Linked DNA regions of Homo sapiens: region 1 is linked to region 2. The links are chromatin contacts, found by Hi-C in ENCODE. All regions are on one chromosome and are shown on one strand. Each heading gives the region's core, a stretch centred on a gene start or an enhancer-like site at or near the end of the contact. The rest is flanking DNA. Distances are from core to core; before and after follow the strand shown. Region 1 holds the start of LINC00842 (long intergenic non-protein coding RNA 842). Region 2 holds the start of ANTXRL (ANTXR like).

The links. Hi-C counts contacts between places; a loop is a spot of excess contacts on that map. Pooled maps may share reads with other maps.
Region 1: a pooled map shows a loop between it and region 2 (2.5-fold over the local background). The contact joins the promoter of LINC00842 here to the promoter of ANTXRL in region 2. A Hi-C loop is called at or near these places in 1 of 50 pooled maps.

Annotation. Positions count from the first base shown.
Region 1 is chr10:46,395,243-46,401,175 of GRCh38, forward strand. It overlaps LINC00842 (long intergenic non-protein coding RNA 842), which reads left to right and starts at 3,120. Exons shown (of 4, transcript NR_033957.2): 1 at 3,120-3,551. RefSeq lists an enhancer at 1,380-1,995.
Region 2 is chr10:46,283,980-46,289,758 of GRCh38, forward strand. ANTXRL (ANTXR like) reads left to right here and starts at 3,018. Exons shown (of 17, transcript NM_001278688.3): 1 at 3,018-3,531. The coding sequence starts at 3,284. LOC105378577 (a long non-coding RNA gene) reads left to right here and starts at 871. Exons shown (of 1, transcript NR_160731.1): 1 at 871-2,018. RefSeq lists a silencer at 572-1,061.

The sequences.
Region 1 (5,933 bases), core at 1,870-4,369, 110 kb after region 2:
CGCTCCACAGGTGCTTTTGCAATTGCTCTTTGGAATTTGTTAAAAACACACCTATGTTTTTAAAGATAATTTGGAGTCTGCCCAGTTTAATTTCAGCATAGGGGAAAAATAAGGGAATAGTGACAAAGTTTCTTTGCTTGAGCAAACTTGAGTCAGGCTCCTGAACCTTCTAGGCTCATCTGTGTACTTTCTTGTAAAATTCAATTTGAGCAAGAATCCCACTAAGTCAATTCAGCAAGAACTCCCCTTGTTCCTATCTGACCACTCCCAATATCCGATCAGGGTCCTCATCCTCCACCTTCCCAGGTGATGTCTGGTCACCCTGGCCTTTCTTCAGCAGGTCTCCTGTTAGGTCAGTTTAGCCAGCATCACCCTCACCCCTGGCATTTCCTCTTGGTAATTTTCCATCTTTCAACTCCTACCTGCTCCATGGCTCCAAGTCTCAACTTCTCATGCTGTTTTTAGAATCAGCCTGACTGTATATTGAGGTCTCTTTTCGCTTATTGCAATAGTCCTGAATAAAATCTGGTTTTACTACTTTATCGTCTAGCTCTGGTTTTTCTTTGCCATAGGTATTCCCTACCTGTAGCCTTGCCATAGCTCTATCATCGTTGCTTTTTAATTCCCTCCAAGAGATGATATCTACATATACTCCTTCTCTATCCTCAGATCAATGTTTTGCATTTCCTAGGAGCTGAATTCCTTTTCTTCCATTGCAGCACTGGCTGGGAGAGAAGGCACAACATGGTCCAGCATACTGAGCCCCAAGTTTGTCCTGCAGCATGATTTGAGACACAGTGTTCGTGCCGCACAGAATTCTGTGAGCCGTCCAATAGCCTTTCATACATTTGTTTTCTGCTTAAACTACAGAGTAGATGCTCTTGTCAGCACCTAAGAACACCCTCTATTACACAGAACTACACCCTAATGACATTTTATCTGTTTACGTGTCCTCTCAGAAAAGCTGTGAGCCCCTTGAAGGCAGGAACTTTATTTGTTTTTAAACATTCAGGGCCTAGTAGATAGCAGGCTTTCAACAAATATTTTTGAATAACAACAAACAAGAGTATGGACTTTGGGAACAGGAGAGCCTAGTAGCCAGCGAGCCTGAGCCAATCCTTGATGGCCTCCAATTCTGAGAAGAATCTCTGGGCCCCCTTAGGCTCCCTGTGGAAGAAAGCTTACCCAGTCAATCCTAATAAAAATACTTCTGAGACAGATCTAACAGGACAAAGTGGAGTCTCTCCACTCTTTCAGTAGCTCCTTCACCCCAGGTGCTGTTTGGGGTTCTGACACTGCCATGGCATGGCCAGCAGGATGGCCCCTAGGGCTCCTGGGGCTGCTCTATAAGAGCTTCCCACCCCTGACCTGCAGTCCATGAGGGCAAAGCCAGATCCGGGCACATGCCCATCCGTGTTGTTCTCATGCTCTCAGGGGGTAGAGCTAGTGTGTTGGACTTGGCATGTTTAGGGTCACCTCCCTGAGGGTTGACAACCTGAGCAAAATCAGCATTCCCTTGGCAAGGAATAAAGGGGGAATGGATTTGTGGTCAGCAACCCACCGCCAAGCATTCTGCCTGCAACAGGGTGGGGCTGGCCAGGGGAGGCTCCTCAGGGAAGGTGAAAGCTGTGCAGAGTTTTGCAGGATGACTCAGTGCTTATCAGGTAGACAGATAAGGAAGAACATTCCAGGGAGAGGGAGGAATGCTAACAACAGCAGGGGATCTGGTCTGTACTAGACATGCCAAAGGAATGGTGTGTCCATATCAACAGAGGAGGGAGAGACAGAAGAGAAAGAGCTTGTCAGGGCCTGAGTCAGAGCGGGCTCATGCTGTGGGGCTAAGAAGCTCAAATGATTTCCAGAGACAGTGGGGAAGCTTTACAGGGACAGGCAGGGGAAGATCTTAACCCGGCTTTCGTAGGCCTCTGGCTTGAGTATAGAAGGTGAGTCTGGGACAGGGAGCCCAGCGCCGAAGTGTTGCAACACTATAGGGAGACATACAGACCAATTCCCTCCCACCTAACAGCTCTGTGCTTTGGGGTCCTGGGTTAGTTTCCTGGGAGAAGGCTGGCCTTGGCTACCTCTGTCCTTGACCAAGGACATCGTTTTAAATATTTGTGATGTGTCCTAGGCCACTGCATCTCTGTCCCTGTAGCGAAGAGAAGATACTGATTCCTAAGCTCCTACTCTGAGAACACAAATATCTGCAATACCTCGGTAAGCCCTAGGCCTGAGTGTGAGGTTGCAGGCACTTCCATGGCCCCATGCAGGTGTCTAAGTTCCCTCGTGGTATTTGGCCAAGGGGGGCCCTGTGTGATGCCCTAGCGCGGTGACTACCCGTGTTCCTGGCCCATGGGCATCTTCCACGGAATTCTGGGCTTAGCCTGGGGATTCATGCGGGCGCATCTCTGTGATCTGCTCTGGAGCAGGATGTACATCAGGTCTCTCAGACCTGAGTCCCTGGTGCCTGGCGCTCAGCCTTGACTGAAGTGCTCGGCCCACCCTGCTGGGCCAGCCAGCTCCTGCTCAGGGCCACAGCCCTGTAACCACGGCTTCCTCCCCAGGACTCAGGAATTCTCCCACTCCGGAATGCCTTGCTGCTGGGGTGACCAGGTCTTCACTTGTGAAACAGGAGTCAGCCACCTCAGCCCTGCGCCTGGCCTGGTGGAACATGGGTCACCGCCCCAACCTGGGGCAGCCGCCCCATCCCAACGCAGTTGCTGCCGCTCTCCATGCCTCCCTGTGCCCAGCTAACTGGGGGACTTGTCCCCTGGGAAAACCTGGGTACCCAGGCTGCCTTTGGTTTCAGCCCCTACTCCTCTTCCCGGGCTGCCTTTGCTCCCCGGAAGACCCCTTTCCCCGGGCTGTGTTCACATCGGCTGGGAAGGGTCCCTTGCAGACAGATCTTGGACGAGGTCGCGTCCCCCCTCGTGACCAGCAAACTCCTAAAAGCGGCCCTTGCCCCAGAGCCCCTGTAGCCTCCAACCGGCAGTCAGGAGGCAGCGCCGTCTCAGCGCCGCTTAGTGGCGCCAGGCGTGCCTGGAAATCCGCTTTCGCAGCGCCCCCTCGTAGCCGCCTCCGCCCGCAGAAAGGCGTTCCCTGGACAGAGAAGCGGGCGCGCGGGGGCGGGCGCGCGGGGCCTTGCCGGAGAACCTGACTCTCCGCAGCAGCAGTGGAAGCCGGAGTGACGCGTTGTGTTGAACACCAGTTTTCTGGAGCGCTGTGTGTTCTTAACAGCTGAGCAGTCTGTTTCTCCAATCAGGTTTCAAAGCCACTTCAACTGCACTGGCCCCTGTGGGTCACTGCTGCACCGCCCTGACCCATGTGGGTCCCTGAGGAGCGACCTGCCGGGGCCACCTGGCTGGACGAAAAAGACACACCTTGGACTTAAGCCGTGAGAAAAAAACTTCATCAGTAAGAAGAATGAATAAACAGACTAGGTTGAATCCATACAATGGAATGTTAGCAGACAATAAAAAGAAAATGAACTATTGATGTCCCCTACTGCACAGCAGAAGCTCTGAATCGTGTTCCTGAATGAAAGAAGTCAGGTATGAAAGAATAAACATTGTATGATTCCATTTATATGAAAATGAATCTGTGATTTAAAAATCAGACTAGTATTAGGTTGGTGCAAAAGTAATTGCGGTTTTTGCCTTTTTTTTTTTTTTTTAATAGTTGCTTTGGGGTTTATGGATGGAGTGGCATGGTAGAGGTTAGCTGAAGGGGGCATGAAATAACTTTTTGGGGGTGCTAGAGTGTTGTAAATCTTACAGTGGGGGAGGGACAGGAGTGCAGGCATTTGACAAAACACATTGAATTGTGAAATTTAAGATTTTTGAATTTCTTTGTATGTAAATTACCTGCCAATAAAAACATGACGAATAGAGCAGTTATGAGCATTTGTGTGTAGCTTTTTGTGCAAACTTAAATTATAATTTCTCTGATAAAAGCCCAGGAATGTGATTGTTGAGTAATATGGTAAGTGCATGTTTTTTGAGAAACTGTCAATCTATTTTTGGGAGTGGCTGTGTGTATCATGTTATATTCTCACAAGCAAGGGATGAGAAATTTGGTTTCTCTGCATCCTTGCTAGCATTTGGTTTTATCATTATATTTTTATTTCAACTGCTCAAATAAGTGTGCAGTGATTTCTCATGATCTCAATTTGCATTTCCCCAAAGGCTAATGATGTTAAATATATTTCCACATGCTGATTTGACTCGGCCATGAAATGTCTCTTCATGTCTATTGCCCAATTTCTTATCAGATTTTTTTTTTTACTGTTGAGTTTTGAGAGCTCTTTATGCATTGTAAATGTGAGTCCTTTGTCAGATATGCAGTTTGCAAATATTTTCTCCCCTCCATAGCTTGTCCTTTCATCATCTTAACAGAATATTTTGCAGAGGCAAAGTTTTTAATTTTGATGAAGTCCAATTTATCAATTCTTTCTTTAATGAATCGTACTTGGGTGCCATGCCTATGAACTCATCCTCAACTCCTAGGTCCAGATGATTTTCTCCTGTGTCTTCCTATCATAGCCAGAAACTAGAAAAGAACCAAAATGTCCCTCACTAAGTGAATGCTTAAACTAAGTGACACATCTATGCCAATATTCAGCAATAAAAAGAAACATTATTCATGCAAATAACTAAATGGATGGATCTCAAGAGCATTAGGCTAAGTGAAAAAAACCAATCTCAAAAAGTCACATACTGTACGATTTCACTTGTATAACATTCTTCCAGGGGCAAAATTATAAACAGTGAAAACAGATTAGTGGTTGGCAGGCGTTAGAGGCGGTGGTGGGGAAGTGTGACTACAAAGAGGTAGCAGGAGAGATCTTGGGATGATGGGATAGTTTTGTGTCTTGGTGGTTACAGGAATCTACACATGTGATACAATGTAATAGAAGAACACACATTGTGCTAATGTCAGTTTCTTTGTTTTGATATTGTTTTGTAGAATGTAAAACGTAAACAGTGGAGAAACTGGGTGAAGGATATTGGGACCCCTTCACAAATTCTTGTCAATCTATGATTATTTGAAAATTTAAAAGTCTAAACATACATAAAATAAAAACCTAAAAGGCAAAAAAGTAATGCACGCACTTGATAAAAATCAAGTAGTACAAAAGAGTAAATGGTGAAAATAAATCTCTGCACCACTCTAGAGACCCCAGCCAAAGTCCTCTCCAAACTCTCTCACAGTTATTAAGTTTCTTGTATATGCTTCTAGAAATTCATCTTGCATATGCTTCTAGAAAATCAAGTAGTACAAAAGAGTAAGTGGTGAAAATAAATCTCTGCACCACTCCAGAACCCCCAGCCAAAGTCCTCTCCAAACTCTCTCACGATTGTTAAGTTTCCTGTATATGCTTCTAGAAATTCTCTAGGAATACGCAAAAATATATGTACTTTCCCTACTTCTCTAGCTTTTGTCTAATGCTAGTCTTCTTTCTATTTTTAATTATATGTATTTAATATATCTTTAGGAAAAATTAATACTTTTTAACAGCAGTGTAAGATTTCATTGTGAATGTACCATAATTTATTTAACCAATCTCTACTCATTTAATCTGTTTTTGGTTGTTTAGGCTGGTTTCGGTAGCTTGTTATTGGAAGTTATTGCAATAAACATTCTTATATTACTTTGTATCATCATAGGATAGACTCCTAAAATATTGTGTTTAGATCAAAGGGCATGTGGAATTGTACTTAAGATAGATTTTGTCAAGAAGTCCCCATTCTCATCAGTACAGAAGGAAAATACCAATTTCCTAAACCTCTTACTAAGACAGTACATCTTCAAAATTTGATCCTCACTCATCTGGTGGACAAAGTATAGTAATTCAGTGTTTTAGTTTGACTTCCCATGATGACAAGTGAAGCTTTAAACATGATGCTTTTTATATATTTAAAGGCCTTTTGTGT
Region 2 (5,779 bases), core at 1,768-4,267:
TTTCCCAGGAAAGGCACTGAACGGGTTACATGTGCAGATCTTTGTATATACTCTGTTGGAGAAAGGATCTGGGCTGAAGACGCCAGCACCTAGCACAAGCCCTGGATGAGAATAATGGGGCACTACAAGATGAACAGAGAGAGGGCTGGGGCGGGGAGGGGTGGATGCAAACGATTATGGCCAAGAAGTCACCTTAGGGGAAAAACATAAGAAGAATTCTTGCTTGCAAGAGAGAAGGAAGCCTATAGGGAGAGTGAGGGGAGAGGCCGAAAGAGAGAGAAGGAAAAAGGATAAAAGAGAAATAGCCAACAAGGCGGACACAAGAAAAAGGGAGAGATGAGAGAAACAGGAGAGGACAAGGAGACAAGAAGCAGAGAGGCAAGAGACAGGGACAGCAATGGGACTCGGAAAGGACATGGGAGAGAGCTGGAGGAAGCTGACAGAGGGAAGGGAAGAACCCCCCGCCGTCAAAGGCAGGACTCAAGAACGCTGCCTTTCGTGCAAGTGAGATGGGCTCCGCTGCCCGCGCCCGCTTGTTCTCGGTCTTGGCCGACCTGAGGGTGCGTCTCTCCCGGGCTCTCCAGAGGCGCGCAGGGGGGGAAGTGCAGACGCGGCCGCCACCGCCCAGCCCAGGGCGCGGCTCTGAACTTGGCGCCAGCGCCCAGAGGCCACCAGGCCCCGCCTTCCTGGCTGCACCCGCCTTCGGGGCGGGGCTTGCGGTTGGGCGGCTCCGGCGGGTAGGGCGTCGCGGGCCAGAGAAACGGCAACCTGGGAGAAACCCCCCTATTGATCCGTTGGGCGGCCCGGCCCTCCCCCGGCTCAGCTCCCCGGAGCCACCCCCAGCTGGCTCGGACCGGGACTGGCGCCTGCGACTATGCCTGCGGGAGGGCGAGGGCGTCCTTTGGAGGCGGTTCCCTCTCACGCCGCCGCCCTCTGGCTCCTGGGCCTGCCGGGTCTCGGCGATGGGCGAGGGCTGTGCCCGGTGCCTGCGGCTCCCTCCGCGCCGTGGACCCCCGCGGCCTCCCGGCCTTCCTTACCCCGGCGGCCTGGCGGCCCCGCGAGCTTCACCTCCCCAGCATCCGAATCGCGCAGCTCCTCCCGCGAGCGCCCGCCGCCTTCGCTCCCCAGGCCCCAGCTGAGACCGCCAGGAAGGCGGGCTCCTCGACCCCAGATCATAAGAGGTGTCTGGGAACTAAGGGTGGGAGGGGGCCAGGGTAGAAAATGTCAGTTCAAGTACGTTAAAATTAAGAACTTAGGCTTTGTTTAAAAAACAATAAATGAAGTGAAAAAAACAAGCCACAGAGTAAAAGAAGATACTTGCAGCAAGTGATAAAGGATTAGTATCCAGGATATATAAAGACTGTTATTGAGTCAATGTGAAAGAGAAAAACACCTGAAGCAAAGAATGGATGCCGGCATTAAATAGGCACTTCAAAGAGGAACCATGAACGACCAAAATCAAGTGAGTAGGTGACCAGTTCCCATTAGTAATTAGGAAATAGCAAATTAAGACCACAAAGAGGGCAGTGAGGGTGGCTCACACACCTCTAATCTCAGCGCTTGGGAGTCCAGGGCCAGAGGATCCCTTGAGGCCAGGAGGTGGAGTCTAGCCTGGGAAACATAGCAAGACCCTGTCTCTACAAAAAAATAAATAAATAAAATAAGAAAAAAGTAAACCACAAGGAGATGACTTACCACCAGGCAAAAATATTAAAGTATGCTAATACCAAGTATCAAGAAGAATGAAGCAAGATAGCTCAAATATGCTTTTGAAGGAAATATACTGGGCTTCATTCATTCTGAAATACCCCTTATTTAAGATACTCTATTATATTAAATACAGTTCCAAAACAAAAGAAATCAAAGAACAAAAAACTAACCCAATACTTTTATCACTTGTAATTTGTATATTACACATATTGAAAGATATATTTTAGACTTATTAGAGAACGATTTTTAATTGGATATCACTCTTGTGCATACAAAATAAAATAAAATTGATTAAGGTGTTTCTAACAGTTACAGTCTGACTTTTCTGAGTCCTGTTTGAGTCTCACTCATTGGTGCCTACGTCTTTCCACACACTGTAACCTCTCTGCTATTCAAAGCGTTGGTCATACAGCAGTTTTGACACTGGGATGTGAACCTGTCCACATTCTTTCCCTAGAGAGGGGGCCTGTGTTCCTGCCCATTGACTCTTGGCAGCTGTGACTGCTTGGACCAATAGAGCACAGTGGAAGTGACACTGTGTGACTTCCAAGGTGATGTCATAAAAAGCTCTACAGTTTCTGCCGTGCTCACTGAAAATACTCACTCTTGGACCTCTGGGCCACCTGTAAAAGCCCAAGCACCCTGAAGCTGCCATGCTGGGAGGAAGCCCAGGTCACACGGGGAGGCTACATGCAGGGTCTCCATTCACAGTCCCAGCTGAGCCCAGGTTTTGGGCCCTCCTGCCTAGGAGCCACACTTGTGAGTGGAGCAGCCTCCAGATAATTCCAGTGCCCAATCCTTCAAGTTATGGGGCCCCAGACATGAGGAGCCCTCCTAACTCCGCCCTGAGTGCCTGATCCTCAGAACCTGTGAGCATAATAAAATGGGCCTGTTCTGTGTCCCTAAATGTAGGTGGTCTGTTACACAGCAGTAGAGAACCGGAATGTCCCTCATTCACAAAGACTCTGGCAACACTGCAGTTTCCATCTCCTTCCCGAACTGCCATCTCCTGGGGGACTTCAGTGTCACACAAATAACCTCCCATTGCCAACACTCTGGCCTCCCAGTCCTTGACCTCCTCACCCACAGCAATGTCCTCACCTAACTCACCTGGGCTAACTCTTCCAATGAACAAACAGCAGGGTCTAGTGGTTTTAAGGGACACTGTGAGGGCTGTTATAAGGGAAATGGAGGCTTCCTCTTGTAGCCCCTCCAAAGGTCCTGTGCCTCCCCCTGATGTTGTCAACATGCAGGACATTGGGAAGAGCTGCAGGTCACAAAGTCACCATGTCAACCTTCCTGTCAACCATAACAGAGAATTCTGTCCCCAGGGTGGGGGAAGGGCCAGGCAGGTAGCTGGAAGCAAGTCTCCCAGAGCCAGCTGCTGACCCTAGTCCCTGCGATCTGGGGAGGTACCTGGTGGAGGGCCATAGTGTGCACTGGTGAAAGGGCAGGAGGAGGGGTGTGGCCCCGGGCATAAGGGGAGGCGGCAAAGAAGGGGCCTGTGCTCAGCCTCTCTGGGCCCTGGCACAGGCACCCAAGAGTGAGGTGGGGTCACAGGGACAGCCAGATAATGGGGAGCCATGAGTCCCTGGGGCCCTACTTCCTGGTCTTCCTGCTGCTGCTGCTGCTTCCTCCACCGCTTTTTAGAGCAGGAAGCCTTCGGTACCATGGACCTGACTGGAGAATATTTCACCGCCTGGCCCTGGGCTCCAGGAGAGCCCACCACCACCATGGCCCAGGATGGAGGCAGCACTGGCGCCAGGGGCAAGCAGGTCACAGATGCCAGGGCTCATTTGACCTCTACTTCATCTTGGACAAGTGAGTGTCCCTTCTAGCTCTGGCCCTGGGTCACCCTCAGGAGCCACTGTCTCTTTTTCACTAGGGACAGGACACCACTCAAGGAGATGCAAGCTTCCGTCACAGAAGCAGGGCCAAACTTTGGTCAGACCAGACCTAGGCCTCCTGTTTTTCTGAGGCAGAAAGAATGCCCTGGCTTTCTTTTCCCTGGTGCTTCATCTCCTGGATGAGGAAAAAAGCCACCAAAGGGGTTCTGGACGATTCCCTACCCCTCCATCAGCTGGGTCAGCATCCTCATCCTCACGCTGCTGCAACAGATGATTGCTCGGACCTGCCTCTCAGCAGTTCTCAGATGCTCACTGCGGATGTTTGGGGTTTCTGTGTTGTTTTGCTTGTTTGTTTTTTCACGCAAATGACTTCTATTTTACTGGGCCCCACAGAGATTGCTTTGTTGCCTGTGTTGGGCATTCTAATGTCACTGCTTAGAGAAGGCCTTTGGTTGGCTGCTTCTAAGTGCCTCTTCTGCAACTTGGAGAGCCACGCGATAGTTCCTACACTTTCAGAACAGTTTGGTCTGTTTCAGGCTGGCCCTGGGGAAGCTGGGCTACGTATTAGGCACCTTCTGGCTCACCAGGAAAGAAAAGAGGCAAATGTTCAGCTTTGGAGAGATTGCCTTGGTTCCCTTTCCTGCTCCTCCTGCTGGGTGGTAATACTCTGTGCTTATTCAGTAGCAGCAGTGGTGCAATCTTCAGGAGAATGTTGCAGCACTTTCTGGCCTCCAAAGCCCTTCCCCTGCACTCCTGGCACCTCACCACAATCCTGGGCTGTGAGTAGTACAGGTATTTTTCTATCTGGTTCCTGGACAAGGGTGGCTCCTGGAGGTTGGGGAAGCATCCAGAGACAGCTAGTGTGACAAGACTCCGGCTTCCTGTGCTGCACACTTTCCAGCATCGCAGGTTGAAATTCCTCTGATTTTTCTCATTCCTCCTGGATACTAATGGTTAGGGGACGTGTACCCCAGCCCACCAATTCCCATGGTTTCTGACTGTTCTGCTACTCTTGGGGAAGGAGCAACTCAGTTCTGGAGACAGGCAGAGTCCACTCACTAGCCACATAGTCTTGGGCAAGTTGCTTCATCATTCTGTGCCTTCGTGTCCCCCATCTGTAAAAAGGGTATCTTCATTTTCACCTTGCCAAGTGTGATGAGGATGAAGGGAGAATTTGCAGGTCAGAGGCGATGACAGAGGATGGGGATGAAGGGACCTGCCAGGCAAGGCAGAGCCACAGGCTAGAAACTCACAGGAACTGCAGAGGCCCTGATGTAATCCCAGACAGACTGGATGAGGGGGAATGCAGAGGGAGTGCCTAGAGTGGATGTAAAGGGAGCAGACAAAAGCAACCTTAATGAGTCTTCCTAACAAGGCTGGGGGTAAAGGGCATTGCCCCATTCTAAGGAGGAGGCAATGAGCCAGGTCATGGCCAGGGAATGACCCACCACAGCCTCCAGATAGACCATGGTGCTGAATTGAAACTCTGGATTTTGTGACTCCAAAGCCCATCCAAAGACCACGCAGCTGGGCGGGACCCTGAGAAACTTGCGGTAATCCTCCAGGCAGAAACAACATCTACTGCCTGCAGGCAGGCTCTTTGGTCATTAGCGTCCAGCTTATTCATGAGACTCATTATTCACTTGTTCATTGATTGGATTGAGCTGGAAGAAAATGAATCAGCCTCCCATGCGCTCCTATTCTTGGCCAGGTGACATTTGAGGGCTCTAAGTGGGAATGACCCCTTGTATTTTTTGAGTAATTTTTTAATTGTGGGAAAACATACATAACAAAAATTTACCATTTTTAAGTGTACAATTCAGCGGCATTAAGTACATTCACAGTGTTGTGCAATCACCACCATCCATCTCCAGAAATGTTTCATCATTGCGTATTGAAACTCTATTCTCAGCCGGGAGCAGTAGCTCCCTCCTGTAATCCCAGCAATTTGGGAGCCAAGGCAAGAGGATCGCTTGAGTCTAGGAGTTCAAGATCAGCCTGGGAAACATGCAAAATCCTGTCCATACAAAACATACAAAAATTAGCCAGGCATGGTGATGTGTGCCTCCACTCCCAGCTACTCAGCCTGAGCTGAGGCAGGAGGATCGCTTGAGCCTGAGAGGTCAAGACTGCTGTGTGTCAAGATTACACCACTGCACTCCATCCTGGGCGACAGAGTGAGACCCTGTCTCAAACCCCATCCCCATCAAAACCCAAAAAAC